Linked DNA regions of Homo sapiens: region 2 is linked to region 1. Evidence: chromatin loops called from intact Hi-C (ENCODE). Cell type or tissue: PC-3. All regions are shown on one strand. Links, peaks and the distances in the headings refer to the core of each region. The heading gives the core; the rest is flanking DNA. Region 1 holds the start of LOC124900894 (small nucleolar RNA U13). Region 2 overlaps WWC2 (WW and C2 domain containing 2).

The links. Peaks named below come from ENCODE experiments on the same cell type or tissue, not always from the same donor. Only the 100,000 strongest peaks of a DNase experiment are listed, where the experiment ranks them.
Region 2: a loop joins it to region 1, with 5 times the contacts of the local background. A loop is called at or near these places in 2 of 110 quality-filtered maps.

What each region holds. Positions count from the first base shown.
Region 1 is chr4:183,328,583-183,344,010 of GRCh38, forward strand. LOC124900894 (small nucleolar RNA U13) reads left to right here and starts at 716; the gene lies at 716-819. RefSeq lists an enhancer at 6,129-6,298. In PC-3, for the core only: no CTCF peak of the experiment used is centred there; DNase peaks (open chromatin) are centred at 5,679 and 6,949; H3K4me3 peaks cover 263 bases; H3K27ac peaks cover 3,461 bases.
Region 2 is chr4:183,276,069-183,291,496 of GRCh38, forward strand. WWC2 (WW and C2 domain containing 2) reads left to right here. Exons shown (of 23, transcript NM_024949.6): 17 at 4,708-4,829; 18 at 6,640-6,838; 19 at 8,158-8,322; 20 at 9,899-9,991; 21 at 13,325-13,567. Among named protein-coding and RNA genes, the nearest start is that of CLDN22, 36 kb to the right of the region's middle. In PC-3, for the core only: no CTCF peak of the experiment used is centred there; no DNase peak of the experiment used is centred there.

The sequences.
Region 1 (15,428 bases), core at 2,653-10,652:
TGCAGGCAGTGGCTTCCTACATCAGAGGATCTTTAGGGAACCACCAGCAGAAAGTTCCTCCCTGTGGCCTGACACGTTTTGCCCAGGACATTCAGGGGGTGAATGGAATGATAGCAGGTGGTGGGAGGGGTTCAGCCCAGCAGGACATCACCAGGACAGATCCAGAGGGGTGTGTGCAGACCCCTCCAGAAGGCCTCATTGCTGCTGCCCTGCAGCTCCCAGTCCAGAGGGTGGGGGTCTGAAGACATAAGCAGGATGTCACCTCCACGTAATTACTCTGCTGTGAGTGACTCCAGGGGTGCCCTCAGTCCGATTCGGGTGGTGGCATTTAAGAGAGGAAGTAGGGGAACCCTAGTCAATATTCCCTTGATCTCTGCTTGTGTGTACACTGGCAAGGAGGAATGTGTGGATTTCCAGCAGCAGGAAACAAACCGTTTTCATAGCTGAGTGTGTGGGGGTGGAGTGTTTCTAAAGCCTAGTTATCTCATGTGTCTGTCTTCTGAGGCCCTAACTGAGATTTTATGGCAAACTTTCAAGGTACTAATGCCTAAGAAGTAACAGGAGACAAGGAGACATCGGCTCTCAGTAGTGAAGGGAACATCCTGTCATGCAACAACCAAGGGACATAGGCCAGAATAACGCGTCTCAGTCTGTTCTGTGCTACTGTAACGGAATACTTAAGACTAGGTAATTTATCGGAAATGTATTTGGCTTGATCCTTCTGTAGTTCGTGAGCATGATGATTGGGTGCTCACACACATATGTGAGATGTACCACCCTCAAACCTTGTTACAATGTCAGCACATTACCCATCTGACCTGAAAAAAAAAGAAAGAAAAAGAAACATATTTGGCTCACAGTTCTGGAGGCTGGGAAGTCCAAGACCATGGCACTGGCATCTGGTGAGGGCCTCTGTGCTGTGTCGTGCCATGGCTCAAGGCAGAAGGGCAAGAGAGGATGAGGGTGAGCGGGCAAGAGGGACCCAAACTCGCTTTTATAACCACCCACTCTCAAGATAACTCACTCCCAAGACAAAAGCATTAAGTCCTCCCTGAGTACAGAGCCCTTTTGACCTAATCACCTCTTATAAGGCCCCACCTCTAAACACTTGCACCGAAGATTATGTTTCCAACATATGAACTTTAGGGGACACATTCAAACCGTAGCAAAAGCATAATAATAATAGCCAGTATTTATTAAGCACTTACTGCTTGCTGGGCGTTAGGTTAAGAGCTTTAGCTGTGTTACTGTATTCTCACAAGAACTGTCTGATGTAGACACCATTTTTATCTTCATTTAACAGATAAGGAATCTGAGGCTTAAGTAAGCCAATTAGTTGGCCAAACAATGGTTCAAGGATTGAAGCCTGTCTCACACCAAAGTCTAGCCCTTAATCTTTTATGCTGTATAGAGTGATCTGACACCATTGTCATGGTTGCCTCTCCATTTTGTCCTGAGGCTTTGCTTGCAAAAGTCGGCACTCACTTGGCAAGCACTGTGCCTCCTCCTCGGGCCAGAGTCAGAACCCTGAATGCATCCTCCGGCAGTCGGGGCTGAAGCTGTGGGAAGCACATGCTGGCTTTGTGGCTGTAAAGTTAGAAACTGCTACAGCAGAGGGGCTTGACAGGGAAGGTTATGGGAAATGTCCTAGCCAGGGACTCCATCTCCACCCACTACGCAAATAGAAATGAAAAGACTTCTATTTTGGGATTAACTGGGTTCTTTTATTTGTAAATCCTTTCTAAATATTAATCTAAGCTCCCAACCCTCATGGCTAATGTTTCCTTTAAGTTTCCAGTTAACACATGGGAAAATCATTGCAAATCCGTGACAGCCTTGGCACCTACTCTTGAAGAGGTGGGTGTCTGAGACTCATGGAACCCTAGAGGCAGCCAACACCTCAGGCATCACAGTGCCTTCATTTTCTAGTGAGCTGACGATCAGTGTCGAGACTCTGACCCGGCCTCCAGACTCAGATTCCAGGGCTTCTTCCCCTCTGCTGCGCTGCTGGAATCCACAGCCCCAGCTGGTGCCCCAGCCATCAGAATATCTGCCCTTTTCTCCAGGAGAGAGACTGAACTCCATGCAAACATTAGCCAAACACAAGCCATGTCCTGGAAGGCATGCTGAGAGCTGGCAGAGAGGGGAAGGTGAGAGATGGAAGCGCCTGGCCCTGGGTAGATATAGCAGGAGCACAGGCAGGGCCATGGATGTACCCAATCTGGGGACCATCGCAGGGAGCCCTGGACTTCATGAACAGGAGGACTCTGGTCCTGCTTCCTAGGACGACCTTAAAGAAACATCAGCCTGAAGACTTTGGGACCATCCCAGGCCCAGCCAGGAGTTGAGACATGAGGACTTTCTGGGCACAAAAGTTAAAAATTGAACTTGCACCATCGCCTGAGTCAGCTTTGCTGTGTGCCCTTCTATCTGGAGCACTTATGTTGCACAACTCCAGGGAGCAGCATTTCCATAGAACACAGTGTCAATCCCATCACTTTCATTCTTTCTCTTTAACCAGAAAGACCAACTGTAGAAAAGGTAAGGTGTTGGCCACTCATTCAACAAGCCTTTGTTGGGCATCTAGTGCCAGCCTCAGGGCCAGGCCCTGGTTATACAGTTAACAAAGTAGTCATGGTCCCTGCTTTCATGGAGCTTGAAGTGTAACAGAGTTTGGCAGAAAATACGTATACAATGCCTAAATGAAACCAACTATGGGAAAGACATCAATTGAATACCCACAAGCATCCATGCCCTGGGCTTCCGGGACCTGCGGCCCCCAGCCTGGCAGAGTCACTACCCTCAGACACTCACCAGGGAGAAGTGGGAAATCCCTCCTGAGCCGGGGAAGGGAAAACTCTGCTTCAGTCAGACCTGCCCCCTGAACCTCAAGGAGCTCAGGTCACAGGCTTACAGACCTTTCCAGAACAGTGAGCCTTCCTGGGAACCCATCTAAACAGCTGACCATGTCCCAGAGACTTTAGTGCCGCCTGGAACTCTGGAGGATGTGACGTTCCAACTTGAAGCAGCTCAGGATGTCCAGTACCAGCATGTCTAAGTCTGGGGTGTGGGAGGGGCCGTGGAGGGGAGGCCTGCCGTGGGTCTCCTGTTGACATGCACCTGCGGCCGCCAGGCTCCCGTGTGCCACAAACACAAGCGCTCTTTGCTCTCTCAACAGGTTGTTCCATTCAGGTTTTTTGAAAACAGTGCGCTAACCGGGTCTGAAGGAGGTCTCTCTCTCAAATTCCCCTGCAAAGGAAATCATGGGATTGCAGTGAGACTTTGTGTCATGGCCTTCTCTTTCATAAAATCCTTGTTGTCTGTAATACTCCTGTTTCCAGCTCAGAGGCTGCTCCCAAAATCAACAGACTTCCCACCCAACTGCAGAGCCCGCAGGTCAAACTCCCCCAAAGAGGATACTATTTTACCCAGTTGAGGTAAAAGAGCCTTTGAAAGTCCCCACCTAATACTCATAAAAATGGTCTTATTTCAGAGTTATTACACGGATTTCTCCCTCAAGAGGATGAAACTTTTCCATAAATTAAAGATTAATTTAATGCAAATGGAAGACTTGGCTCTGAGATTAGAAAGACCTGGGTTCAAATTCTGACTCTGCTACTTAAATCTATGTGGCCTCCCTCGGGTGACTTAACTTCTCTGAGCCTGTCACCTAGTCTGTAAAATAGTGATAGTAACTGTGCCAGCATTCACGTGGTGAGACTGGGGATAGCATAGGAAAGTCTCACAACACATAGTAAGCTCTCAATAAATGAGAGTCCCTATTTTTATTTTGGATTTGGTTTTTCAAACCCATTTTCAGAGGCAGCTGTGAAAGTGCATTTCATCTGCGAGTGGGTGGTTTGTTGTGGTACACTGGCTGAAACAGATGCCCTTTTCCTGTCTTTATGCAACTGGATGCTTCTAAAATTCTTTTTTGTGCCATGGAAAAGGCTTGCCTGCCCATGGATCGCTCTTCCTCCTCCTCCGACATGAGCGAGTGCTTCGTGCTTCTCTCTCTAGGCTGCTCCCTCCCACACTGTACCGTCCATGGCGTTTGTGCTGAGTTCTCACTTTCCTTCAGACTGAGAGGATCAGATACCCTGGTCAGTGACCGTGGTTCCGGTCCACCTGCTCGACCTGGGGCTGCGGCAGGGAGGCTGGATTCAGAGGCAGTGTTTCTTGCCAAGTTTCCCTCAAATCCTGCTATGGGAGAAGAGCTGTGGGTATTATCAGCACAAAGATTCCCACCAACCTTCGCTGGAAGAAAAATATAATTTCTAAGAGGAGAAACACTGAATAAAGAGATTGTATATGTGAAATACTTTGCACCTGTATCTGAATCTTTTCATCCATCCATCATCCATCCATCCATCCACCTATTCATCTATCCATCTGTCCTCCCATCCATCCATCTGCTCATCCATCCGTCCGTCCATCCATCCATCCATCCATCTGCTCATCTGTCCACCCATCCATCCATCCGTCCATCCATCCATCTGTCCATCCATCTATTCTTCCTGCATTACGTATCCTTGTGTTGAATTCCTGTAATAAGCACATCACACACAGGGGATCAGGGATGGAGAAGAGGGGTCCTCTCTGTCAAGTAACTCACAGAACGTTCAAGAAGGCAGACGAGGAAAGAGGCAACTGCAATACCGTGTGACAAGCGTGAGGTGAGGGAGGAGGGAGTGGGAGAAGATACTGAGCACTTGGCTAGGACACGTAGCCTGTGCGGCACCACCAGGGAGGCTTCCCAAAGTTGGTAATTTTTCATGTCCATGCAAAGCATGATGGGAGCCATCAGAATTTAATGCCACGCAGAGAGGAGGGAACGGACAACACAGGGGTAAGGAACAGCATGTGCGAGGCCCAGAGGCCACAGCAGATTCCCAGGCTGGGGGCCAGTGGCAGCCACAAGGCAAGGGCTGGGCTCAGGGCTTCTCTTTCTTTTTTGGGCCATCAACCCCTTGTGCAACTCTGTGAGGTTTATGAGTCTCTTTTCAGAGTCATGTTTTTAAATGCATAAATTAAATACACAGGATGACAAAGGCAACCAATGACATTGAAATACAGTAATCACAACATTAAAAAAATAGTAATAGATGTCATCTATTAACACATTAAATAACAAGATCTAGCAAAGGGGCTCCAAGTACCATGGTGTCTCAGTGGTGAAATGTGTAAATATTTCAAGGTATTGTCAACAACTGCCATGTAATATGAAAATATCTGTAGTTTCCACTGGTGTCAAAATACCGGTGCTCCTAGACCACATGGTTTATTGCCCACATTCCTAATTAAAGAAAATGCTAAATTTCAGTTTGAAGTTAGTAGAAAATGTAATTCCTCCTCCCCACCATTTCCTATTCCCAAGAAGTCCTTTCTTCGCATTCACGGACTCCAGCCTCACAAACCCCTGGTCCTAACTCAGTCAGCTCCTCCTGCCACAGCTCCTCAGTCACTCTGGATTCCATGACCTCAACAATCCCAAATGCGATCATTGACACATTTGTGTCACTGTCCTTCTCGCCTGTGGGCAGGAATTGCGTCTGTCCTTTCACTTCTGTGAATCCAGAGCCCATCAGAGCAAGTCTGCACACATTAGATACTCAGGAAATGTTAAATGAATGAATGAGTCATGTCACACCAAGGATTGTGGACTTTGGACAGGGATTTGGGGGTAGAGATTGGAGTGGCATGATGAGATTTACTATGAATTTCAGAGCGTGACAAAATCAAATCTCTGAGGTGTCCCGTTTCTACCGCATCTATTGTGGCTCAGGTGAGGCAACTGCAAGACAAACAGGAAAAGATAAATAAATCTTTATAATAAGGAAAAGATAAATAGATTTTATTTCACTTGTGGGATTCATGCAACTCCTACCTGAATCTTTAATAACAATGGAAAAAACCATGATCCTGTGGCAAAGAAAAGAAAAAACACCTTCTTGGCCAATTTTAAGACCTGCTGTGGAAAAACAAAAGTGCTTTAAGAAATAAACATAGAAGTAAATCTTTAACAACCAGAGAGTTAATTTAATGCCATGCAGATATTACAAAATATGAGATACAGCTTTAATGTGTCATTAGTTTTGAAACTCAAAAAAAACAAACAAGAATGGACTTTGAATGATAAGAATATGTGTTAGTGTTTCTCGAACTTGAAGAATTTACAGAGAAATAGTTTTTAGGCTTTCATAATATGCTCATGAACCCCAGTTTGAGAAAACACTGACTTAAGAAACTTAAAGTCTTTTTATGAAAATATTAAATATAAATTACCATTGTAAGTTTTCTCATTATATTCTTAGAATTGCTAATTTAAAAAAAACTAAAATAAAAATATAAAATTAAAATCTTGCAGCTATCCAGGCATCTATGATTCCCAGAATGAAGAACTTTGTATTTTAGAAAATTATAATTACAGTAAATAGAATATCTAGTTGCCTGAGAAATAGGTAGTTGCCATTTTCTTTGATGTTGTGATATACTGACAAAACTTATATTTTAATTGTAAGTGGCTGCAACTTAAGGGAAAAAGAAAATAGTAGAATCAAGAGATTCTACTTTTACTATTAATTTATAATTTCTATCTCACCTAACCTATTCCTCTAAATAATCTGAAATTGGCTAAAACAATTATAAATTCTGCAAAACAACATTGTTGCAAGAATTTTTAGTTTATTGATTTACCTCTTCTCCACAGAGTATGTGCAACTTTAAAATTTTGAAAATTAAAAGTGATTTTTGCAACCATCTTTGATATCAAAGGCATGATAAGTAAACTCTTGCTTAAGTGAAGACTAATATGCATCTTGTCTAAATTATTAAATAGAAAGATATTGTCAATGTATGTGTCATCATTGTAAAAAGTTAAGTGGTTATGGACGGGAAAATCACATCTGTTCTTACCAGTTCATTCTTGGTACTATGACTCATGGCTGATTATATGTCTGCTGTCCCTGCTTCCTGTTGGAGGAAGTTCTTGAAGGAAATGACCATATTCTCTTCCTTTCTGGAAAGTTCTTTCCATTCCTGACATAGTTGGCTTTTCTGAGACCATTTTGCAGTGACCACTGCCAAAACAAGGCTTTGACAGTGCAGCTTCCCACTGCCTGGCAGTGCCCACACCTCTTCCTCTCTTCTGCTGCTAACTAAATACTTGACAGCTTTGGCCTGGGCCACCCACTGTCTTACCCTTCTTGCTCTTAGACTTAGCTTTCAGCACAGTTCCCAGCTCAGCTCACTTTTTGTTCGTTTTTTGCATTTCCTGCGATTGTCTCAGGTTAGAATTTCTGCACCCACCCCTAACCCAAGAAACCCCACCTTTGGCTCCCCATGTGTCCAGAATCTAGGAACTGCTCATCACTGTGTGTGAATTAAACTGAATGAAGCGTGGTGATGAGAGGACTCGGGGACCTAAAATGCATTGTGATACATGAATATTTTGTAAGGGCTTTTTAGACCGACATAGTAAAAAAGAAAATTTGCTTCCTCACAACAAAGTTTTGATTTATCGTTTTTGTTTATTTTTAATTTTCTAGCCTCATTCCATAAGGGGATGCTGAGGTTGCTGGAAAAAACTAGAGCCTGACGTATGTTAGGAAGAAATTATTTTAATTTTACTAAAGCCAAAAGATAACCATAGAGCTGGTTGCCTGCCAGGTCCCAGAGCACCTCCCTTCTCCCCCACTTGGGAGTCAGTCTCAGCCATCTCCACGGTGTGGTTCTGGAGTAAAGAGAGCCGGATGGCTCATGTGTCTCAGAGATTTCACAAAGATCTGGTTCAACTCAGGATTGTGACAAACCATAGGCCCTGGTGGCCACTGTAAATATAAGGGTTAATTAATTCACCCTTTCATCCTGTGACATATTCATCCATTCTCTCAACAAACCGAGCCATGCCCTGGGTACTGTACTAAGGCAGATACCGAGATGGGTCAAATGTGGTTCCAGCCACCATGATCCAGTATGACAGGCGTGAAGAAGAGGAAGGGCAGGGTGCTATGGGAGCCCAGAAGGCAGCTCCTAACCCAGAAGGGGAGGTCAGGAGTGAGCTTCCTGCAAAAGCTGATGTTTAAATTAGAGGATTTAACAAGAAGAATGAGATGGAGGAGGCACCCAGTCAGAGGAACAGCAGGTCTGAAGGCTGGGAGGCGAGAACCCCACAGAGAAACAGCAGGTCTGAAGGCTGGGAGGCGAGAACCCCACAGAGAAACAGCAGGTCTGAAGGCTGGGAGGCGAGAACCCCACAGAGAAACAGCAGGTCTGAAGGCTGGGAGGCGAGAACCCCACAGAGAAACAGCAGGTCTGAAGGCTGGGAGGCGAGAACCCCACAGAGAAACAGCAGGTCTGAAGGCTGGGAGGCGAGAACCCCACAGAGAAACAGCAGGTCTGAAGGCTGGGAGGCGAGAACCCCACAGAGAAACAGCAGGTCTGAAGGCTGGGAGGCGAGAACCCCACAGAGAAACAGCAGGTCTGAAGGCTGGGAGGCGAGAACCCCACAGAGAAACAGCAGGTCTGAAGGCTGGGAGGCGAGAACCCCACAGAGAAACAGCAGGTCTGAAGGCTGGGAGGCGAGAACCCCACAGAGAAACAGCAGGTCTGAAGGCTGGGAGGCGAGAACCCCACAGAGAAACAGCAGGTCTGAAGGCTGGGAGGCGAGAACCCCACAGAGAAACAGCAGGTCTGAAGGCTGGGAGGCGAGAACCCCACAGAGAAACAGCAGGTCTGAAGGCTGGGAGGCGAGAACCCCACAGAGAAACAGCAGGTCTGAAGGCTGGGAGGCGAGAACCCCACAGAGAAACAGCAGGTCTGAAGGCTGGGAGGTGAGAACCCCCAACAGTGGATCTACAGCTCTCCAGACAGGATCATCTTCTGCTGACCCTGAGAATCTCCGCCATCAAAAACGTTCATGGAACTGAGGCCACTTCCTGTCTGGGGGCACCCAGCTGGGAACCCTGTGGCTTAAAACCTCCCTCCGCACAGACCTCCTGGGACTCAGGCAGCTCGCCTGTGTCTGGGCGAGAGGTCATTGCTGTAGGGGAGATGTTGCTGGAGGCAGTACGAGGGGCTTAGCCTCAGCGCACATCCTGAGTGGGAGAAGGAGGGGCAGAGCCAAGCTCCCAGTCCCTGCGTAGCTTCCCAGAGTACCCCCATAAGACAAACAAAGCCCCATTCTAACCCACTCTTCCATGTAATCCAAGCTGGGCCTACCACCCTCAACCTCCTTCCAGAAGGTAAGGAGGATCTTACTGTTTGTACCCCCAGACTAATAGAAACAATTCTTGCAGTGTCCCCCCAGGGACCAAATATGTGGAGTCCACATTCACAGAGCATCTGGGGTGTCCCACACACGTGAGGCCCAGGGCTCCCTGCAGTGAGTCTCGTGGTGTTGGGAAACCGCAGCCGGGCACTGGCTGGCTTGCCTCTTAGTTGACCCTTTATTCTCCTCCGGGTGTGGCTGGCTGCATGATTTCGGGCTGGGATCCCGACACAGACCTGTGGACATCTGGGCCCATGCCAAGTTGGTGTATTTCAAACCCCCAGCAATGACAGAAATGACAGAAATGTCACTTAAAACAATCTCCTGTCTATTAAGGTAGCACAATTTTTTTTTTTTTTAAAGAATAAAGCACAATACTGGCAGGACTTTCAGGAAATAAGCATGCCCATATGTGATGGCTTCTTATGGTGTTCCTTTCTTTCTTTCTTTCTTGAGAAAGATCAGACAATAATGTAACAAGAGCTATGGAACTGTTTGGCCCAATAATCCCACTTTTGGGAATACACTACAAGAAAATAATTTCAAAGAAAAAAGCTAATATGTACAAATAAATACACAGCAGCTGCAACTGCACACGGTATAAAACTGGAAACAAACCAGACAAACAATAGAGGAAAGAGCTAAACAAATTATGGAGTGCCATGAAATACTTTATGGCCATTGAAAATGACAAGGACAGGGCCAAGTGCGGTGGCTCACCCTGTAATCCCAGCACTTTGGGAGGCCGAGGTGGGTGGATCACCTGAGGTCAGGAGCAGAGATATGGTGAAACCCCCTCTCTACTAAAAATACAGAAATTAGCCGGGCATGGTGGCGGGCGCCTGAAATCCCAGCTACTCGAGAGGCTGAGGCAGGAGAATTGCTTGAACCCAGGAAGTGGAGGTTGCAGTTAGCTTAGATCACACCATTGCACTCCAGCCTGGACAACAAGAGCAAAACTCTGTCTCAAAAAAAAAAAAAAAAAAAAAAAAAAGTAAAGAAAATGACAAGGAAAGGACCATTTTGACGCATTAACGTTGGAATATTTAAGCAATGATACAATGTAAAGCAGCACACGCATGCTGCATGGAACTATATTTTTGTAAATGCTTAAGTGTTCTACAAACATAACAAGATAGCCTAAAAGGAAATAAGTTGAATTTAAATGTTCACTAGGTCCTTTCTTTGCGTTGCTCAAGTTCATCATTTACAAAGCACAGTTTTCCTTTTTTTTTTGAGACGGAGTCTCGCTCTGTCGCCCAGGCTGGAGTGCAGTGGCGCGATCTCAGCTCACTGCAAGCTCCGCCTCCCGGGTTCTCGCCATTCTCCTGCCTCAGCCTCCCGAGTAGCTGGGACTACAGGCACCCGCCACCGCGCCCAGCTAATTTTTTTTGTATTTTTAGTAGAGACGGGGTTTCACCGTGGTGTCGATCTCCTGACCTCGTGATCCGCCCGCCTCGGCCTCCCAAAGTGCTGGGATTACAGACGTGAGCCACCGCGCCCGGCCACAAAGCACAGTTTTCAAAAGCAGATGTCTCTTTAGAAGGACAACAACCCAAAGGATGGGATCCCTGGGACATGGCCGGGGATGCGCTGTCAGAGCATTCGTTTGCCAGGTCACTTTGTCTCTGACTTGCACGTCATATTTGCACACCTCCCTCAGCCAGAATGCATGCTCCTCTGTTCTCCAAGCACAGCAGTCCAGATGAATGCAAAGGAAGTGGCTTTTCTCATCTCCGCTGCACGTAGTGCCGGGCAGGAATTGACAACAGGGGAGCAGGAAATTTTCCATTTGAATTAGAAGGCTAAGATGTCCCCTACCTTCTCTGGGACAATTGGTCCGTCTGGGCTGGCATTTGCTGTGTGGAATGGAAAGGAGTTATGCTGGAGGAAGTGAATGAGCAACAACCTCATATCAGGGATATTTAAGGTCTGACAGCTGAGAAGCTCATCAGCAACAATCCTGGTGCAAATTGGGAGCTTCTGGAAACAGGGACCACCAATTCTCCTCTCCCAATTTTATTATGATTAGGTCCCAATCAAAAGATTATTTGGGCCGGGCACCGGGGCTCACGCCTATAATCCCAGCACTTTAGGAGGCCGAGGCAGGTGGATCACCTGAGGTCAGCAGTTCAAGACCAGCCTGGCCAACATGGTGAAACCCTGTCTCTACTAAAAATACAAAAATTAGCTGGGCGTGGTGGCACACACCCGTAATCCCAGCTACTGGAAGGCTGAGGCAGGAGAATCGCTTGAACTCAGGAGGCAGAGGTTGCAGTGAGCTGAGATCGCACTACTGCACTCCAGCCTGGGTGACAGAGCAAGACTCTGTCTCAAAAAAAAAAAAAAAAAAAAAAGGAGAGAAAGAAAGACTATTTGGGAACAGCTTTATTGAGCTCTAATTCACATATCATACAATTCATCCATTTGAAGTGTTCGATTCCATGGCTTTTAGCATATCCCAGAGCTGTGCAATCATCACCACAACCAATTTTAAAACATCTCCGTCACCCCTCAAAGAAACCCAGACCCTTCAGCCCTCACTCCCTCATCCTCCTCCCATTACCCCCACATCTAGGCTACCATGAATCCACTTTCTGTTTCTATAGATTTTCCTGTTCTGGACATTGCATATAAATGGAATGGTACAATATGTGGTCTTTGTACTTCTTTCACTTAGCGTAATGTCTTCAAAGTTCATCCAGGTTGCAGCCTGTAACACTACTCCATTCCTCGTTATGGCAAAATAATATTGTGTTATACGAGGAGACCGCATTGTATTAATCCACTCATCAGTTGCTGATCATTTGGATTGTGTCCACTTTTTGGCTATTATTAAGAATGCTGCTATGAACCTTTATGTACAAGTTTGTGGGTGGACGTATGTTTTCATTTCTCTTGGGTGTATGTCTAAGGGTGGAAGTTCTGGGTCATATCGGAGCTCTATGTTTAGCCTTTGGAGGAACCACTGAATTGTTTTCCAAAGTGACTGCACCACTTTGCATTCCCACCAGAGTGTATGCGGTTCCCATTTCTCCCATCCTCACTAATACTTGTTATTATCTGTCTTCTTTATTCTAGCGGTCCTCGTCACTGTGCAGTCTCACGGCAGTTTTGATTTGCATTTCCCTGAGGATGCATGATGTTGAGGACTTTTTCATATGCCTGTTGGCCATTTGTGCATCTTCTCTGGGGAAATATCTATTCAGATCCTTTGCCCATTTTTAAATTCGGTTGTCTTTTTATTATTGAGTTGGAATAATTATTTATACATATTTTAAATGCAACCTCTGTATCAGAGATGTGATTTGCAAACATTTTCTACCAGTTAGTTTCTTTTCACTGTTTTCATGGTGTCCTTTGAAGCACAAAAATTTTGGTTTTGATGATGTCCAACTTGTCTATTTTTTCTTTGATTGATTATACGCCAAAGACTCTTGCCAGGCTTGGCCCTATGGAAACATTCTGTGCGGGGTTTTGGAGGAAATTTAATTTAATATAAAATGTAATTTAACTTAAAACTCCTATATTGCTATCATATTATAAATCCAGTTCGGGATTTAGAAATGTATAAACTCTGTAAATATGCCACTTACAACTCATTAGACTTTTAACTTACAATGCTCCAATTCTTGGAGAGGAACATTTTGAATAATGGAGAATACTTCTTTTCCCCACAGCAGCCGGGGGCCTGACCCTCCATTATCACTTCTCTTAATAACTTCCCAGAGCCTCCACCAGTATCAAAAGATGTCCCAAGTACCTCTCAGAATTTAATATACATATACATTTCTTCCCACAATTTCCACTTCTAGAAATTGATTCTGAAGACATTCTTACAAAGATCACTATTCAAGGATGTTCACCGCAGAATTACTTTGTAAAAGGGAAAACATAAGCCTCATCTAAACCTCCATCCATAGAGGACTGAAGAAATTAAAATTGTAGTATGGAAGTCTCTGGAACAGTTTTAAAAGGTGATGGATCTTTAAGTGTTGGCTTCAATGAATATTCACAATATATTGTTTACTTAAAAAAATAGAGGTAAGGTATGGAAAATATACACTATATATAGTTTTTTTTTTGTAAAAAAACTAACTTGTTGGGCATTCACAGCTTTTTTTTTTTTTTTTTTTGAGATAGTCTCACTCTGTTGCCCAGTGCAGTGGCACAATGGGCTCACTGAAACCTCCGCCTCCCGGGTTCAAGTGATTCTCCTGCCTCAGCCTCCCAAGTAGCTGCGATTACAGGCATCCGCCACCACACCCGTATAATTTTTGTATTTTTCGGAGAGACACGGTTTCACCATGTTGGCCAGGCTGGCCTCGAACTCATGACCTCAAGTGATCTGCCCGCCTCAGCTTCCCAAAGTGCTGGGATTACAGGCATGAGCCACCGCGCCCGACCCGCATGTCGGTATTAATAGCAGATAACCAAAGTGTGCCAAGGAAATATGGCTTTGTCTCTATTTTCATAATTGACCCAGTCTTCTTCAGGGCCCCCCAAGGAACAGAACTTACATTATCTGGGTAACAGCTTTTCACTTTGCTCCAGTTTGAACAGTCTCTCTCAGTTTAAACCGGTCTCTATCCAGTAAGTACTCAGTCAATTCCAGCTTCAAGTCCCCAGGAGGGGTGTTCCTCCGCTCCCTTCCTCCTGCTGGGAGCAGGGGCGAGCTCCTGGTCCTCTGGACTCTGTGGGCCCCAGGCCAGGGTGGGTCCCTGTCCCCCTCCCGCGGCAGGGCAGGCGGTTCTGTCCCTGGGCGCGCTGCTGCTCTACCCTGAGGGAGATCAGCCGCTCCTGTCCCCAGGACCCCTTGGCCTCTGCACCTGGCACCTGGGTGTGGGGCTTCATGGCTGTTTTCTTGAGATGCTCAGGGCCTGGAAGTCCCCCTTGCCTCACAGGCCCCCTTCGCCTCTCACTGGTGCTGCCGCTGCACCGCCAGGTCTGGCTGCACCCGGAGGACGGAGAACCCCACGCGGCCCGGCCCCGGGGCCCACCCTGCTCTCGTGGCTACGCCCCGCTTCTCCCACGGCCACCACCCTCTTCCCCCGCCCCCCTCCCTGGTGGTGGCCTCGCACGTGGCTTTTATTCCTCTCTTCCTCCCCTGGGAGGGGCCGCGCGCAACCCTCACCCAGGCCCTGGGCTCCCTCCCTCCCTCCTGCAGGGCCGGCAGCGCAGCTGTGCTGCTTCCAGCCTTGTTTGTTTTAAGCTCTTGGCGCCCCTGGAGGGGTCCGTGCCAGTCGGCCCTGGTCCTGACTCTACCTAGCAGGGGACTTCTGCTTTGCGGGACACGGCTGACTACAGCCCCCTGACCCCCAGCCCACGTGTCCTGACGGCCCCCTCCTCTCTCCCCTCCACACTCTCCCCACCACTGGAGCCACCCAGTCACCCCTCCAGCGTCTTGAGGATGGAGACATCTCCGGGCCATTGTTCCTCCTTGAATCACTAACGCGGTAGCATTTCTACACGGAATGCCACTTTCTCTGGCCCCAGCCCGTTGTTCACAGATTTGGGGCCACAGCTGACCACAGTCAAATAGAACCTTCTCCAGCAGAGGTTTGGGAGTGTGGCTGCTTTCTCAGCCCTTCAAGGTTACATAACAGGCACAAACCCATTTTCTTTTTTTCTTTTTTTTTCTTTTTGAGGCAGAGTCTCCCTCTGTTGCCCAGGCTGGAGTGCAGTGGCACGATCTCAGGTCACTGCAACCTTCACCTCCCAGGTTCAAGCAATTCTCCTGTCAGCCTCCTGAGTAGCTGGGATTACAGGTGTGCACCACCACACCTGGCTATTTTTTTTTTTTTTTTGTATTTTTAGTAGAAACAGGATTTCGCCATGTTGGCCAGGCTGGTCTTGAACTCCTGACCTCAGGTGACCCACCCACCTCAGCCTCCCAAAGTGCTGGGTTTTACAGGCGTGAGCCACTGCGCCTGGCCACAAACCCCATTTTCTATGTGAGAAATCAGACCCAGCTTCATTCTGTCCCCTCCTCCAGTTCTCCCACTGTGTCTGTGCCTCTCTCCAGGCAACATGTGGTTCCCCGGCCATGCTGAGTCCTGTGCTGCGCATTGGCAGGTGGACCAGACCGTGAGGGCAAGGTCTGGGACACAGCCTGTGAGTCCCCAGCCTCGGGCAGGGGCTGGCTGGGGAGGAGGAGGAA
Region 2 (15,428 bases), core at 4,232-12,231, 51 kb before region 1:
CCTTTTTATTGCTAGCAATACCTCTTGTTTTAAAATCTACTTTGTCTGGTGTTAGTAAAGCTACATATCAGCCTTTTTGGGTTAGTGTTTGCATGATTTATCTTTTTTCATCCTTTTACTTTCAACCTTTCTGAGATATTATATTTAAAGTATTCTACTTATAAGCAGTATGTAGTTGGTTTTGTTTCATTATCCAGTCTTAAAATCTTCATCTTTTAATTGAAATATTTAACTCATTTACTTTTAATGCTATTATTGATATATTTGGGTTTGATCCTATTATCTTCCTATTTGTTTTCTTTTAATTCCATCTTTATTCTTTTTCTTCCTTGTTTTGAATTATTTTTAAATTTTCGTTTTCCCCTCTACTAGATCTGCAGTCTTTTATTTTTTGCAGTTTCCCTGGAGATTATAGCATGAGTTCTTAACTTATTAAAAACTACCATGAATTCCTTTACTTTTTCCCAGACAATGCAAAGATTTTCAAAGACTTTAACTCCATTTTATTCCCTTTCCTCCTTCTCTGCTATTATTGTCATATATTTTGAATCTCACAAGATAGTATTATTGTTTCATTGACAGTTAGTATTCATTCAGATTTCCTCACGTTTTTACCCTTTTGTTATATTTTATTTCCTTCTGCATTATTGTGCTTCCATTTGAGACATTTTGCTTCTGCTCAAAGAATTCCCTTTAATATTTCTTTTAGTATAGACCTGTTAGTTATCTATTTCAACTTCATTTGTGAAGGATAGTTTTTTTGCTGCATATTCAGAATTCTAGGTCTGCCGTTATTTCTTTGAACGTATTAAAAATACCATTTTATTGTCATCTAGCTTCCATTGATTCTGTTGAGCTTTTGGAGGACAACTTAATTGTTAGTTCATACAGCATCATTTCTTTTTTATTATTATTATTATTATTATTATACTTTAAGTTTTAGGGTACATGTGCACATTGTGCAGGTTAGTTACATATGTATACATGTGCCATGCTGGTGCGCTGCACCCACTAACTCATCATCTAGCATTAGGTATATCTCCCAATGCTATCCCTCCTCCCTCCCCCCTCCCCACAACAGTCCCCAGAGTGTGATATTCCTCTTCCTGTGTCCGTGTGATCTCATTGTTCAATTCCCACCTATGAGTGAGAATATGCGGTGTTTGGTTTTTTGTTCTTGTGATAGTTTACTGAGAATGATGATTTCCAATTTCATCCATGTCCCTACAAAGGACATGAACTCATCATTTTTTATGGCTGCGTAGTATTCCATGGTGTATATGTGCCACATTTTCTTAATCCAGTCTATCATTTTTGGACATTTGGGTTGGTTCCAAGTCTTTGCTATTGTGAATAATGCTGCAATAAACATACGTGTGCATGTGTCTTTACAGCAGCATGATTTATAGTCCTTTGGGTATATACCCAGTAATGGGATGGCTGGGTCAAATGGTATTTCCAGTTCTAGATCCCTGAGGAATCACCACACTGACTTCCACAATGGTTGAACTAGTTTACAGTCCCACCAACAGTGTAAAAGTGTTCCTATTTCTCCACATCCTCTCCAGCACCTGTTGTTTCCTGACTTTTTAATGATTGCCATTCTAACTGGTGTGAGATGGTATCTCATTGTGGTTTTGATTTGCATTTCTCTGATGGCCAGTGATGGTGAGCATTTTTTCATGTGTTTTTTGGCTGCATAAATGTCTTCTTTTGAGAAGTGTCTGTTCATGTCCTTCGCCCACTTTTTGATGGGGTTGTTTTTTTCTTGTAAATTTGTTTGAGTTCATTGTAGATTCTGGATATTAGCCCTTTGTCAGATGAGTAGGTTGCAAAAATTTTCTCCCATTTTGTAGGTTGCCTGTTCACTCTGATGGTAGTTTCTTTTGCTATGCAGAAGCTCTTTAGTTTAATTAGATCCCATTTGTCAATTTTGGCTTTTGTTGCCATTGCTTTTGGTGTTTTAGACATGGAGTCCTTGCCCATGCCTATGTCCTGAATGGTAATGCCTAGGTTTTCTTCTAGGGTTTTTATGGTTTTAGGTCTAACATTTAAGTCTTTAATCCATATTGAATTGATTTTTGTATAAGGTATAAGGAAGGGATCCAGTTTCAGCTTTCTCCATATGGCTAGCCAGTTTTCCCAGCACCATTTATTAAATAGGGAATCCTTTCCCCATTTCTTGTTTTTCTCAGGTTTGTCAAAGATCAGATAGTTGTAGATATGTGGTGTTATTTCTGAGGGCTCTGTTCTGTTCCATTGATCTATATCTCTGTTTTGGTACCAGTACCATGCTGTTTTGTTTACTGTAGCCTTGTAGTATAGTTTGAAGTCAGGTAGTGTGATGCCTCCAGCTTTGTTCTTTTGGCTTAGGATTGACTTGGCGATGCAGGCTCTTTTTTGGTTCCATATGAACTTTAAAGTAGTTTTTTCAAATTCTGTGAAGAAAGGCATTGGTAGCTTGATGGGGATGGCATTGAATCTGTAAATTACCTTGGGCAGTATGGCCATTTTCACGATATTGATTCTTCCTACCCATGAGCATGGAATGTTCTTCCATTTGTTTGTATCCTCTTTTGTTTCCTTGAGCAGTGGTTTGTAGTTCTCCTTGAAGAGGTCCTTCACATCACTTGTAAGTTGGATTCCTAGGTATTTTATTCTGTTTGAAGCAATTGTGAATGGGAATTCACTCCTGATTTGGCTCTCTGTTTGTCTGTTGTTGGTGTATAAGAATGCTTGTGATTTTTGTACATTGATTTTGTATGCTGAGACTTTGCTGAAGTTGCTTATCAGCTTAAGGAGGTTTTGGGCTGAGACAGTGGGGTTTTCTAGATATACAATCATGTCGTCTGCAAACAGGGACAATTTGACTTCCTCTTTTCCTAATTGAATACCCTTTATTTCCTTCTCCTGCCTAATTGCCCTGGCCAGAACTTCCAACACTGTGTTGAATAGGAGTGGTGAGAGAGGGCATCCCTGTCTTGTGCCAGTTTTCAAAGGGAATGCTTCCAGTTCTTGCCCATTCAGTATGATATTGGCTGTGGGTTTGTCATAGATAGCTCTTATTTTGAAATATGTCCCATCAGTACCTAATTTATTGAGAGTTTTTAGCATGAAGGGTTGTTGAATTTTGTCAAAGGCTTTTTCTGCATCTATTGAGATAATCATGTGGTTTTTGTCTTTGGCTCTGTTTATATGCTGTATTACATTTATTGATTTGCGTATATTGAACCAGCCTTGCATCCCAGGGATGAAGCCCACTTGATCATGGTGGATAAGCTTTTTGATGTGCTGCTGGATTCGTTTTGCCAGTATTTTATTGAGGATTTTTGGATCAATGTTCATCAAGGATATTGGTCTAAAATTCTCTTTTTTTGTTGTGTCTCTGCCTGGCTTTGGTATCAGAATGATGCTGGCCTCATCAAATGAGTTAGGGAGGATTCCCTCTTTTTCTATTGATTGGAATAGTTTCAGAAAGATTGGTACCAGTTCCTCCTTGTACTTCTGGTAGAATTCGGCTGTGAATCCATCTGGTCCTGGACTCTTTTTGGTTGGTAAGCTATTGATTATTGCCACAATTTCAGATCCTGTTATTGGTCTATTCAGAGATTCAACTTCTTCCTGGTTTAGTCTTGGGAGAGTGTATGTGTCGAGGAATTTATCCATTTCTTCTAGATTTTCTAGTTTATTTGCGTAGAGGTGTTTGTAGTATTCTCTGAGCATCATTCCTTTTACTGCTTGTAAGATTCTTCTTTTTCTTTGATTTTTCAGCAGTTTCACTCTGATATGCTAATGTGATTTTCTTTTTGTTTATACCACTGAAATTCTTTATCATTTCATTCAGTTATTTTAGCATATTATTCATAAAAACTTAAATTTTTCTCTCAATGCCTTTAGTGTATGGATCATCTGTGGGTTTGCCTTATTTAGCTATTGTTTTTCTTGACTTTCACTCTTTAGTTCCTAATGAAATACTGGATGTTACGTATGAGAATAACTGATATCTTCCTCCAGAGAGGATTTTCTATTCTTCTGAAAGGCAAATGACAATATGGGTAGCTTACCTGAATCATGTGGGGATGTGAATTCCAGTTTTACTCTCCATAAGACTGAATGGGACAATGGAAATATCTGCTTACTATTTTAGCCTGATAGCAGCTGTTTTTTTTTTTTTTTTTTTTTTTTTGCTTTGTTTCTCAGCTTCTTGCTCTGCATATAGGCAGCTTAGGAATGGCAAATGCCATGACAGGAATATCATGTAGAATATTGAGCTCACTTTACAGTTCATTTTCTCTAACCTCTTGTGAGTTGACTGCCTTGGTAGTCCTGAACTCAATTTTAGTCTTCATATCCTACTGACACTGCCACTGTTCTAGGCAGCCACAGTCTGTTTAGCCCATGTACCTCACCACTAGAATTGACAAATACGCTAAGGGAAAAGAGTGGCCATGGCTCACCTTATTATATTTCTGTTCTACCTGGGATCTTGGCCCTCTAGTCCTGATTGCCTTTGTTGCTCTTCATTGCTTTAAAACATCTGAGAGGTTTTGCTTGTTTTGGGTTCTATTTTATTCAGCTTTCATATTTGTTTTCAGCAGGAGAGTTGAGTCGTCTTTACAGATAGAAGTGTAAATTCCCATCTGCTGAGTTTTTAAGTCATTTTTTCAAGTATATTATGTTAATTGCCGTATGCTTTACATTCTTCAGGATGCAGTGTCAGCCTTACTTGCAAGAACATCAGCTGAGTTGTTAGCTGTGGAACAAGAATTAGCACAAGAAGAAGAAGAAGAATCAGGACAAGAAGAGCCAAGGGGCCCAGATGGAGACTGGTTAAACACTTATTTCCTTTGCTGTTGGGAGCTCAAAGATGATGTGTTTACACGGCTTACAGTGAAACCTTTGTAGGCTCATGCTTTATTCCAGAATGATGGAATGCACTGCACCTTCAGGAAGCTGTGCTAGGAAAAGTCTTTCCTTGGTCATTAGAGAGTTAAGGAAGTAATGGCAAGATTATGGGCAAAGTTAAAACATTAGCCAGATTCTTTGTTCTTGTTTCGAGTAATTTTAAAACACTATTTTCTGAGCCTTTTTTTTTTTAGTCTAAACTTGATTTTGAAAGGTATGGTAGCTTATTGTAGAGTTATAGATAATTTTAAAAGTGACTCTATTTTTCTTTTAACTACCTGGAAGTACCATTTAGGCTCTAGTAAGACAAAGCAGGTATTTAAAAAACAACTTCTGAGTACTCATTTCTCTGTTACCACTCTTACCTTCTTTTTCTGTGTCCTTCCCTGTATCCATACCCAATCCTTTAAAAAGGGGAGGCAGAGGGGGAAGTTATTACAGTTATTGTCCAGGTTCATTTATATATAAAGAGCTCTCCTTCCTGGATTGTACTGTTTCTCTTAAAACAAATTTTAGTGAATATTTCACTTTTTAAGTATATATGTGAAATCATTTGAGTTAATTTTTAATATATAGTTGTTTATACTGTTATGTTTGGTTGAACTACTGTTAATACATGTGCATATACATATATAGCATGCATTTGTATGTGTGTATATAGAAAACTTTTTAGAAACTTAGAGTGACACGATATATCATAAATAACGCAGTCATGGACATTTGGAAGGAAGAGCTTCTACTGTGATGTAAAAAGATATAGATATACTTTGTCCTTATAAAAAGTCCTTCATAGTGAATAAAAATCACAGCACTGCAAAACAAATAAATACGAGAGTGATTATAAGGTTCATTATAGTATCTTTAAATAGTAATTCTCATATATGTAAAATACAAGTTGTTTCACACATATTTCCAAACAGTACTCTTAATATGTAAACAAAGGAATTTATAACTCATAGTAGTCATTAATGGTTCCCCTTGTGTTCACTTCATGGCTAGACATTTATTAACTAGTCTGTGCCAGTTTGTCATTATGTCACCAATCAAATTAAAGCTGAACATTTAGTTATCAATGGAAAGAATGTCTGCATTCGGAGAACATGAAACTCAACAAAGTATGAGATGTTCTAAACCATCCTAGTACTCCTGCTTTATATATTCCATATAAGCTGTATTTATATTCTGGAGCACCACTTATACCACTTATAATGCCACTTCAGCCCATGCCAGGGCTTTTGTTAAAAATGAGCCTTCTGCTAGTTCAGAAGAAAAACTTCCTTAACGTAGGATTCTCCCTGCTCGACTGTGAGTACACTCAATAAAATGAGGATTTAAAATCCTTATTTCTGTATTCACTGTCATATGATTAATTTTACAATAAATGAACAACGAATACCAAGTTATTTTATAGTGAGTGTCAATATTTTTAAATGCTAACATTAAACTCTATAATGTGATTTTCAGAATATGTCTATTTTGATATCTAGAAGTTAGGTTAAATTTCATGAGTTTAACTTTTTAGTACCACATTATGGTGATTTTGCTGCAGGTTACTAGAGGGTGAAGAGAGGATTTTTTTAAATGAGACATTTAGTTAAAAACCCCAGCCAAAGAAATGGCTTGGCTCATTGTGTGAGTCTGTTTATTTCCCAGATAACAACTTAGCATGCCCAGGTTGCGTGTTCATGGAGCATGCCTGCCTACCAAAAGTGTTTTGTTTTTGTTTTACCATAGGCTAACAATGCTAAGAGAGGCCTCTGATGAAATTGTGGCTGAAAAAGAGGCTGAAGTTAAATTGCCAGAGGACAGTAGCTGTACAGAAGATTTAAGTTCATGCACTAGTGTGCCTGAGATGAATGAAGACGGGAACAGGAAAGAAAGCAACTGTGCCAAAGACCTCAGAAGTCAGCCACCTACTAGAATACCAACACTGGTGACTATTCCGCTGTGCTGTCTTAAAACTGATACCTTACAGGCACCATGTGGACTAGGGAGATGCTTGTTTGTCTCCTTAGGTGTAAATTCCATGTCAGGATTTTGTGCCAAAAGCTGATCGTGAAAGGCATATGTGGGAATAGGCTCTAAGAAGCATCATAAATGCTTTAACGTTTTAAAATGGGCCCAAGATATTCTCCACTTATATTTGGAGAATATATAAGAAGAGAAATAGTGCTAGTTACTTTAAATCTATAAATATTCTGTGAATATTAAAAGTATTTTCTGAATTCCTAGGAGAACAACAGGGTGTCTTGTGTCAAGTTCCGTATATGTAGTAAGTTTTATTTCCATTTCAAACATGAAGTAAACATTTAAAGTTCATTTTGGTTAGGCGATGCCCTGATTAGAAAAGTGACAGGTGACTTAGTTTAGGCACAAGTGCCAACCAAGTTATTAAACAGGTAACTTTGCTAGTTAAGTGAGAGATGTATTGAGACTGTCAACCCCATATGGGGAAAATATTTTCAAGCTTCATGGATGCTCACACACTGGGGATATTGGTAGTAGAGTTTAGAAAATTATAATTTTGTATTCCTGAGAAAATAATATTATGCCCTGAGAACTTCCTTTCTCAAAGGAGCAAACTTTCATCAAGAGGCAGGTTTGGAATCAAATTATACCTATAAGATAAAAAATAGACATCTGCCTATGCCTACTGAGTTTGTATTTTGAGAAACTTCCATTTTTACTTAGGTTTTATTTTTGTTACATTTCTAAAGATCCAGTAAAAATACAACTCAGCTTCACAACAGTTATGTTTATACATGTATAATTGCATATTCTATTTAAACCTACAAGTTTGTGGTATATTTCATTTTCTTATATTTAATTATCTTTATCATTTATTTGGAAAACAATGTAATCAGAAAGTTGAATAAAGTTTAATGATGATATGTACCCAAATAGGATTCTTTATAGAATCACTTTAAATCTAAACCTTCATTTTTATGTTCAACCCTTTGGAGGCAGCACCTCTATTTATGGTGCTTGTTGGACAGATATCACACGGCCTGCTGTGCAGAACTTCCTAAGAACTTAGTACAAAACCATTCTTGGTAGAAAACTGAAGAACAATTCTCCCCAGAAGTACTTCAGAAGTACTATAGTCTGTAATGCAAAGCCTTTCTCTTAGGAGTGGCCATAGTGCTCCATGAGTCTCTGTTGTAACATTAGATATTTTTTCTTTCTTAGAAGAAAGGAGCATAATGTTTACACATCTTTCAGCTCCTGACAAATTGTTAACTTCTCTTATAGGTTGACAAAGAGACAAACACTGATGAAGCCGCTAATGACAATATGGCAGTTCGCCCCAAAGAGCGCAGCAGCCTGAGCTCTAGACAGCATCCGTTTGTGAGGAGCAGTGTGATAGTGCGCTCACAGACCTTTTCTCCAGGAGAGCGGAACCAGTACATCTGCAGGGTAAGGTGGCAGTGCTCGTGGTGAGGCGCTGGGACTGCAGCTTCTTCCCTGCTGGTAGGGAGTGGCCTGCAAAGGACAAGAGACTGTGCACTGGGAGTCCACATGACAACGACAAATGCTAGAAATGCTGTAAAACAGATGTAGAATATCACGTGCTTATGGTCCCTTTTAGTTTGTTTGTTTTTCCATCAAATTTAATGCCTCCTTGGTTCCAATGTGATTTATTTGGCAAGTAAGCGAAGTTTAAGGATCTGAGTGCTGAGTATTTGTACGTTATTTGGACTTCGGTCTGTATTTAGAAACATAAAGTGGTTTTTTGAGATACATGTGGTCTGTATATTTCTGTTCTATATCATATGTCCTTCAAACCATGTTTGTCTTGTTGAACTGAGAACTGTGAATTGCATTTTAGATTAAAAATCCTCTTTTAATAATGCTTATAAACACTGAATCACATCCATAGTTCTGTGAAGAAAATTATGAGATTTGTATCAGTTTGCCAAATTCTACTTCTAGAAGTATTTCTGATTTATCTAGTAAGATAGACATAATATTATAAACTGGGTTAGAAATACTTTTTAAATTCTAAATTTATTCATTCAGTTCAACACATTTTTATTAAGCACCTGCTTTTAAGCATTTTCTTAAATACTTGGGATTCATCTAGAAACAAGAGACCCAGAGCCCTGCCATTGTAGAGTTTACATTCCTGTGAATCGAGCCAGACCACAAGCAGTAAATAAGATGAACAAGCTATGAAGTATCTTGGAAGGGGATCAATGCTATGGACAACAGTAGTGCAGGGGGTTGGGGGTGATACGCAGGATTCAGAGCAGGCTGCATTTCAGTAAAGATTTGAAGCAGATGAGACAGTGAGTGTGGGCTATCTGGGCCGAGAGCGTTCTAGATAGCACAGACTGTGTCTCAACTCTGACCTTGAGCTCTGCTTCATGCAGACCTTTCTTTAAAGAAACAAATATCATGTATTAGCTAAAAATACAAAGGATAATTTCATTTCAAAAAATATATAAGTACCTTAAACATATGATTTTTAATAGCCACTACCAAAAGGCAGCTATTCAGATTATTTGCAGGCACAGTGGCTCATGACTGTAATCCCAACACTTTGGGAGCCCGAGGAGAGCGAAACACCTGAGGTCAGAAGTTCGAGGCCAGCCTGGCCAACATGGTGAAACCCCATCCTACTAAAAATAGAAAAATTAGCTGGGCATGGTGGCGTGCGCCTGTAATCCGAGTTACTACAGAGGCTGAGGCAGGAGAATTGTGTGAACCCAGGTGGCAGAGGTTGCAATGAGCCGAGATCACGCCACTGCACTCCAGCCTGGGTGACAGAGTGAGACTCTGTCTCAAAAAAAAAATACATAAATAAGTAATTTAGGAAAATGAAGTTATTTAACAAAATAGAACAGGAAAAACTTGTTTGAGGGGATTTTCTTAAAGAAATAAACTCTTAACTATGACTACCTGCTTTACTTGGTAAATGTCTCAATCCCAAACTTCCACTTGCACTCTGTTTGATATGCAGTGATTTTTTTTTTAAATCTTTTGTTGCCAGTTAAATCGGAGTGACAGTGACAGTTCAACCCTGGCTAAAAAATCACTGTTTGTGAGAAACTCCACCGAACGCCGCAGTTTGAGGGTCAAAAGGGTATGTATTCCCTCAGCCACGTCCCACTGTCCCTGGACCAGTCCAGAATTGTCACTTGTGCAGCACAAACTCCAGAACTACAGAATGAATGTCAGTGCTCCATGCGCTTGGCCTACTGAATGCAGCCACTGGGATACACAGAGACGCAGATGCCATGGCCACTATGGAGATGGGGGGGTGTGAGGGCATTTATTCATCATTGGTGTGGAACCTGTGATGGTTAAGGCTGGAAATGCGGTTTCAGTATCTCTGGAGAAGGGGCCTTCTGAGCCTGCAGGGGTATCAGACGATGGTAGAACACATTTCTGATGACTCTGCATACCATGTCCAGGTCTTGAGCGATTGTGGGAAGGGGTGTAAGACCTGGTACCTTTTCTGAAGGACACACATTCTGGTAAAGGAGGAACACACAGTTTTTGTAGCTTGCTTACACAGATATCTTTAGAAGGTTAAAACTCATGTGGGTGGGCAGCTCGGGTGGCATTTTCCTGGAGGTCATGGGTCTCTGCATGAGCCTTAAGGATAAGTCTAAGAGAATAAATGAATTAACAGGTTGGTCTGTTCAAGTAGTTCAGAAATTCCTGTTTACTTGCTAACAGCTGAAATACTAAAGGAAAATATTTGTTTACTGTGATCATTTTGGCTTAAAATGTGTGGTTCGGTGACTACAGAGCACCACATGTGCTGAGCTCTGTTGACGGCGAACTCACACCCTCAGGAGTCCATGGTCTAGAGGAGGACACAACACACACAGGACTGTCACAACTGTGCCGGGTATGACAGGGAATTAGCCCATCTGATTGAGAGTCAGAAGGGCTCAGTTGACAGCAGTTGGGGGGTCTCCACACTTGAATACAATTTCAAAAAGAAAATGGTAGCTTTGGGGCAGGGTGGGGGTGTGATGGATACTGGGCGCTGTGGGTAGGTGGCGTAAAATGATACGGGAGCAGGGACACACGGCATGAGGAGTGTCAGGTTCTGCCAGCAGCTTTGGCACTGTGGACGGGAGGATCAGGCATGATGGCTGGGAAGGTAAATCAGAAGCATTGTCATCACCAGGGCCACTCTGGTCTCATTCTGCCATGTGCAGAGTAAGAGATGCCTGGCCAGGCAGCAGTGGGCGCCCCTGGTTTAACTTCCTTGTTACTTGAAAGGCATAAAAGAATATTTTGTTTTTCTAAAGGCAGATGAGATGTGCTAGCATTTATTCAGCATTCGTCATTTTCAGGAAATTCTGAAATGTTGATTTTTCAGGTTACCAAACTTTATGCCTTAAAAGCACCTAAATTTTTATCATCTTGAATGAAAAGTCTTCTCAACTCCTTTCTAAGTCACCTGCCTTCTTAAGCAGCTCATACTCTCAGGGGATAGTTTCACTCTTCAGATAAATATTAACCAAAAGTGTTTATGAATCGAGTGGAGTTGAGAAACGGTTAGGTTACTGATAAACTTAGTTATTAGGACTACTTGAAACAGACAAAGGTTAATCCTGAAGCATATGTAGGAGATGGTTTTAAATGGTTTTTAAAAGTAGACAGATATGGTTTGATAGGAACAAGTGGAGAATGGTATTCTGCTTTAGGAATTACAGCATAAGCAAGGTATAGAGGTGTATGAGGACAAAAGTATCTGCAAAGATGAGGAAAAGGTTCATCTGAATAGAAGAACAAAGCGCCAAGTGTGTGAGTGATGAGGTTAGAGGGGTACCGACCGGCAGAGGTGTGCTGCACCCTCCTCACGCTGGCTCACAAGAGCCAATTGTGCTCGTCTCTTGCCAGTTAAATCGGAGTGACAGTGACATCACAGTCATAGCTTGAAAATGGTGATGGTAGGAGTATTTACCACATAGAAACTGGCCAACCCTACAAGTCAGTGCTTTCTTCTCTCCCAGAGAGAGCCAGTTATTAAACATTTACCAGCAGACTCTTGTATGTGGAGTCCTTAGGCTCTGTGTGCATGACAGCTAGGAAAGATTTCTGATTCCAAAAAGTAAGTAATACAGTCAAAGATAATGTGTGTCTAGATGATTCTTACTGTGTAATGCATTTGTAGAGAGGAGAGGGTACAGGTTGAATAAAGGGAACCTAATAAGAAGAATGTTACAGAAGACCATGCAGTATGTACTGGATGTGGAGGAAGAACAGGAGGACACAATAAGAGTGATTCTGACTTGGGCTAAGGCTCTGAAATCAGCATAGGGACAGACAGGCCCCCTCCCTTCCATCTGGCATGAGCACTACCATTATTTTAGATCTTCAAACTGGAGTACTTGTCAAATTTGAGTCCCTCCTCGCTCATATCAAATAGTAACAGTTCTTATTAGTGATCACTTATTTTGCATTCTGTCTGCCAATAATCTAGGCAAGAAATACCTCCGTGTTCCCCTCTGCTGGTAGAGTCTCACCTCTCACCCAGCCTTGTTTAAAATCCCTTCCTCAAGTGCATGTGCCCTGACCCTGAGTGATCCATCCCCTTCCCTGACTTCCTGTGCACTTCTGCACTCACTCACAGCTTCCTCTCGCTTAAGGCCTCATGTCATTCTGCAGCCGAAGTTTTCAAGGGCAGAGATTGTGTCTTCTCTTCCTAGTACTTTGCCTGCACAGCCCCAGCAGACATTTATTCATATATGTTCAATAATTATTGCTTGATGAATAGGTTAAGATTGCCCCTGGGAAGAGCCATGGTGATTCAGTGGTGAAAGTAAGTAGCACACAATGGGAAATCAAGGAAGGCAACTCAGTTTAAGCATTCTGATTGGAGGAGATAGTCAAAACTTAGCAACACTGTCCAGCTGTATTCAGGCTGACTGTCATGGACATGGTAGGAGTTATGTGTCCTGAAATGGAGGAAACAGAAATGTCTTGCAATGTATTTATTTATTACACTAGGCGGGCTTCATGCAATCAGTTGGTCAGGCTAAGTAAGCCAGGCTGTACTATGGTAACAACTTTAAAAATCTCTGTGGTATAAAACAATAAAGGTTTATTTCTTGCCTAGCTACTGGTTCACTGCAGGTTGGCAGGAGGTCCTGCTCCATGTTGCTCTTACCCAGGGCCCATGCTGATGGAGCCTCCCTCTGTGGTTCTTTGCTCTCCCTCCAGCAGGGGACAGAAATGTGCACCTCTCACACTGGCCTTGACAGCCTTCTGCCAGAAGTAAGGCATGTCTCTCCCACTCACCTGCCATGGGCCAGAGCGAGTTGCTCCTGCCCCTTAGGCCCTGGCTTCTAGGGTGCAAGGAAGCACCATCCATCATGCGCCAGGAAGGAGGGGAAGTGGGGTAACCACTGCCTGTATAACCAGGGTGTTCGTCATTCCGTTTCTAACTATCCAGACGGTTTGCCAGTCAGTCCTTAGAAGAACAACACAGGAATGCCCAGTGCGGACATCTCTAGACTTAGAACTGGACCTTCAGGCATCTCTGACCCGGCAGAGCCGCCTCAATGATGAGCTGCAGGCGCTGAGGGACTTGCGGCAGAAGCTGGAGGAACTGAAAGCTCAGGGAGAGACTGACCTTCCACCAGGCGTGCTGGAGGATGAGAGGTTCCAGAGGCTTCTGAAGCAAGCTGAGAAGCAGGTACGCAGCTCAGGGTCTGTCATCTCGGAGGGGCTTACATCTTTTTTTAAAGCGTGCCATGTAGAAGGTACCCAACTTACACTTCTGTTTTGCGCATAAGTCTTTAGATGTTTTACTACAGCTTGGAACATATTTTTCCCACTGTTATAGGCCCTTTTTTTTTTTTTTCCAAACCAAAAATGTTGAAGGAACAAGGAAGCTGGGAAGGTGGGTGTGGCAGCAGGGGATGGGCGTGGCCAGTAGGGTGAGGGCGTGGCCAGTGGGGGTGAGGGTGTGCCCAAAGGAGAAGTGGGAAGTAGTCATAATTTCTCCTCCATATTGTTCTCCATCTTAACGTAAGACTTGACAAATAAATGCAGTATAAATTTTGGCATAAGTGGGACATTTTGTTTGGATTTTCTATAGATATCTTTTTAAGGTTCATTAACCACATCAATTGTGAAATACATTGCTAATTTTAATGCTACTAAATTTTCACTTTCATTCTTATCTTAAAGAAAAATTACATTTTGCTTATTGACATTCTCCCTTACCTTTCACCCTACAAATAGGTATACTAAAAAAAGATGAAATCACTGATTAAAAAATAGAGTATTTTTGGCTGGGCGCAGTGGCTCACACCTATAATCCCAGCACTCTGGGAGGCCGAGGCGGGTGGATCATGAGGTCAGGAGTTCAAGACCAGCCTGGCCAAGATGCTGAAACCTCGTCTTTACTAAAAATATTTAAAAAATTAGCTGGACGTGGTGGTGTGCCCCTGTAATCCCAGCTATTCGGGAGACTGAGGCAGAGAATTTCTTAAACGTGGGAGGTGGAGGTTGCAGTGAGCTGAGATCGTGCCACTGCACTCCAGCCTGGGCGACAGAGTGAGACTCCATCTCAAAAAAAAAAAAAACAGTATTTTTAAAGAAACTATTTCCATTATTTTGGCACCTACATACTACTGAAATTTTCAAGAATCTGCATACATATGAAATTGATTTACTTTCTCAAGAGTACAATTTATATTTTGGTTTAGGATTGTGTATTCATATCCATATGTAGTAGCAAATAGAATTTTCCACATAGCTGAAATACTAATATTACAAATGCCAAAACATTGTTTTCTATCAGTCCCTTTGGATGGGAATGTAAAATGGATTAGACACTTCCTGAAACTAACAGAAAATCTTGTCTATGATATAAACTGCTCTTTTTGACCCAGAGTTGTTATTTGATCATGTCATGTATAGTACTGTCAGGAAAGTGTGAATCGTCCAGCTGACTGGAACTACTGATCCTTGATGGAACTCAGAAACTAAATGAATGAATTTCAAGAATCAAACTGACACCAGTAATAAAACTTTAAGCAACAAAATGTATTACATGTATCTATCTTATCCCACCTGATAGAAGGAAACCTTCACGTTCAGTAGGACCGGTGTTTGCTCAGTGTGGAGTTTAATGTTAGGCCTTACATTTGCCACAGCAGTGAATACAGGATAATTAGGCACTGTGCTGGTTTCATAAAGGAGATGAGCCAGACACTCCAGGTCTACGAGAGCAGTGCTTCCTGGGGAAGTCATGAGAGGTTTCATGGAGGAGGTGGCACTTGAACTGGCTTTTAAAGTGGGTAGTGGAGCTTCACAGCGGGGAGAGGCCCAGGACTCTCCATTAGTAAAGGTCCAGATGGGCTCCAGACAATGGAGGGCTGTGGGCAGGAGCCTGCAGGAGAGTAGGGCCACAGCAGGTGGAAGGTAGTCTTATGAAATGGAAGATTGAATTACAAGCAGAAATGACCTGCTCTTAGTTTGTAATCTCAATAACCAACATTTTTACTCTCTTGAGTTTTTAACTCAACATTACCAATAATTTCAAACTT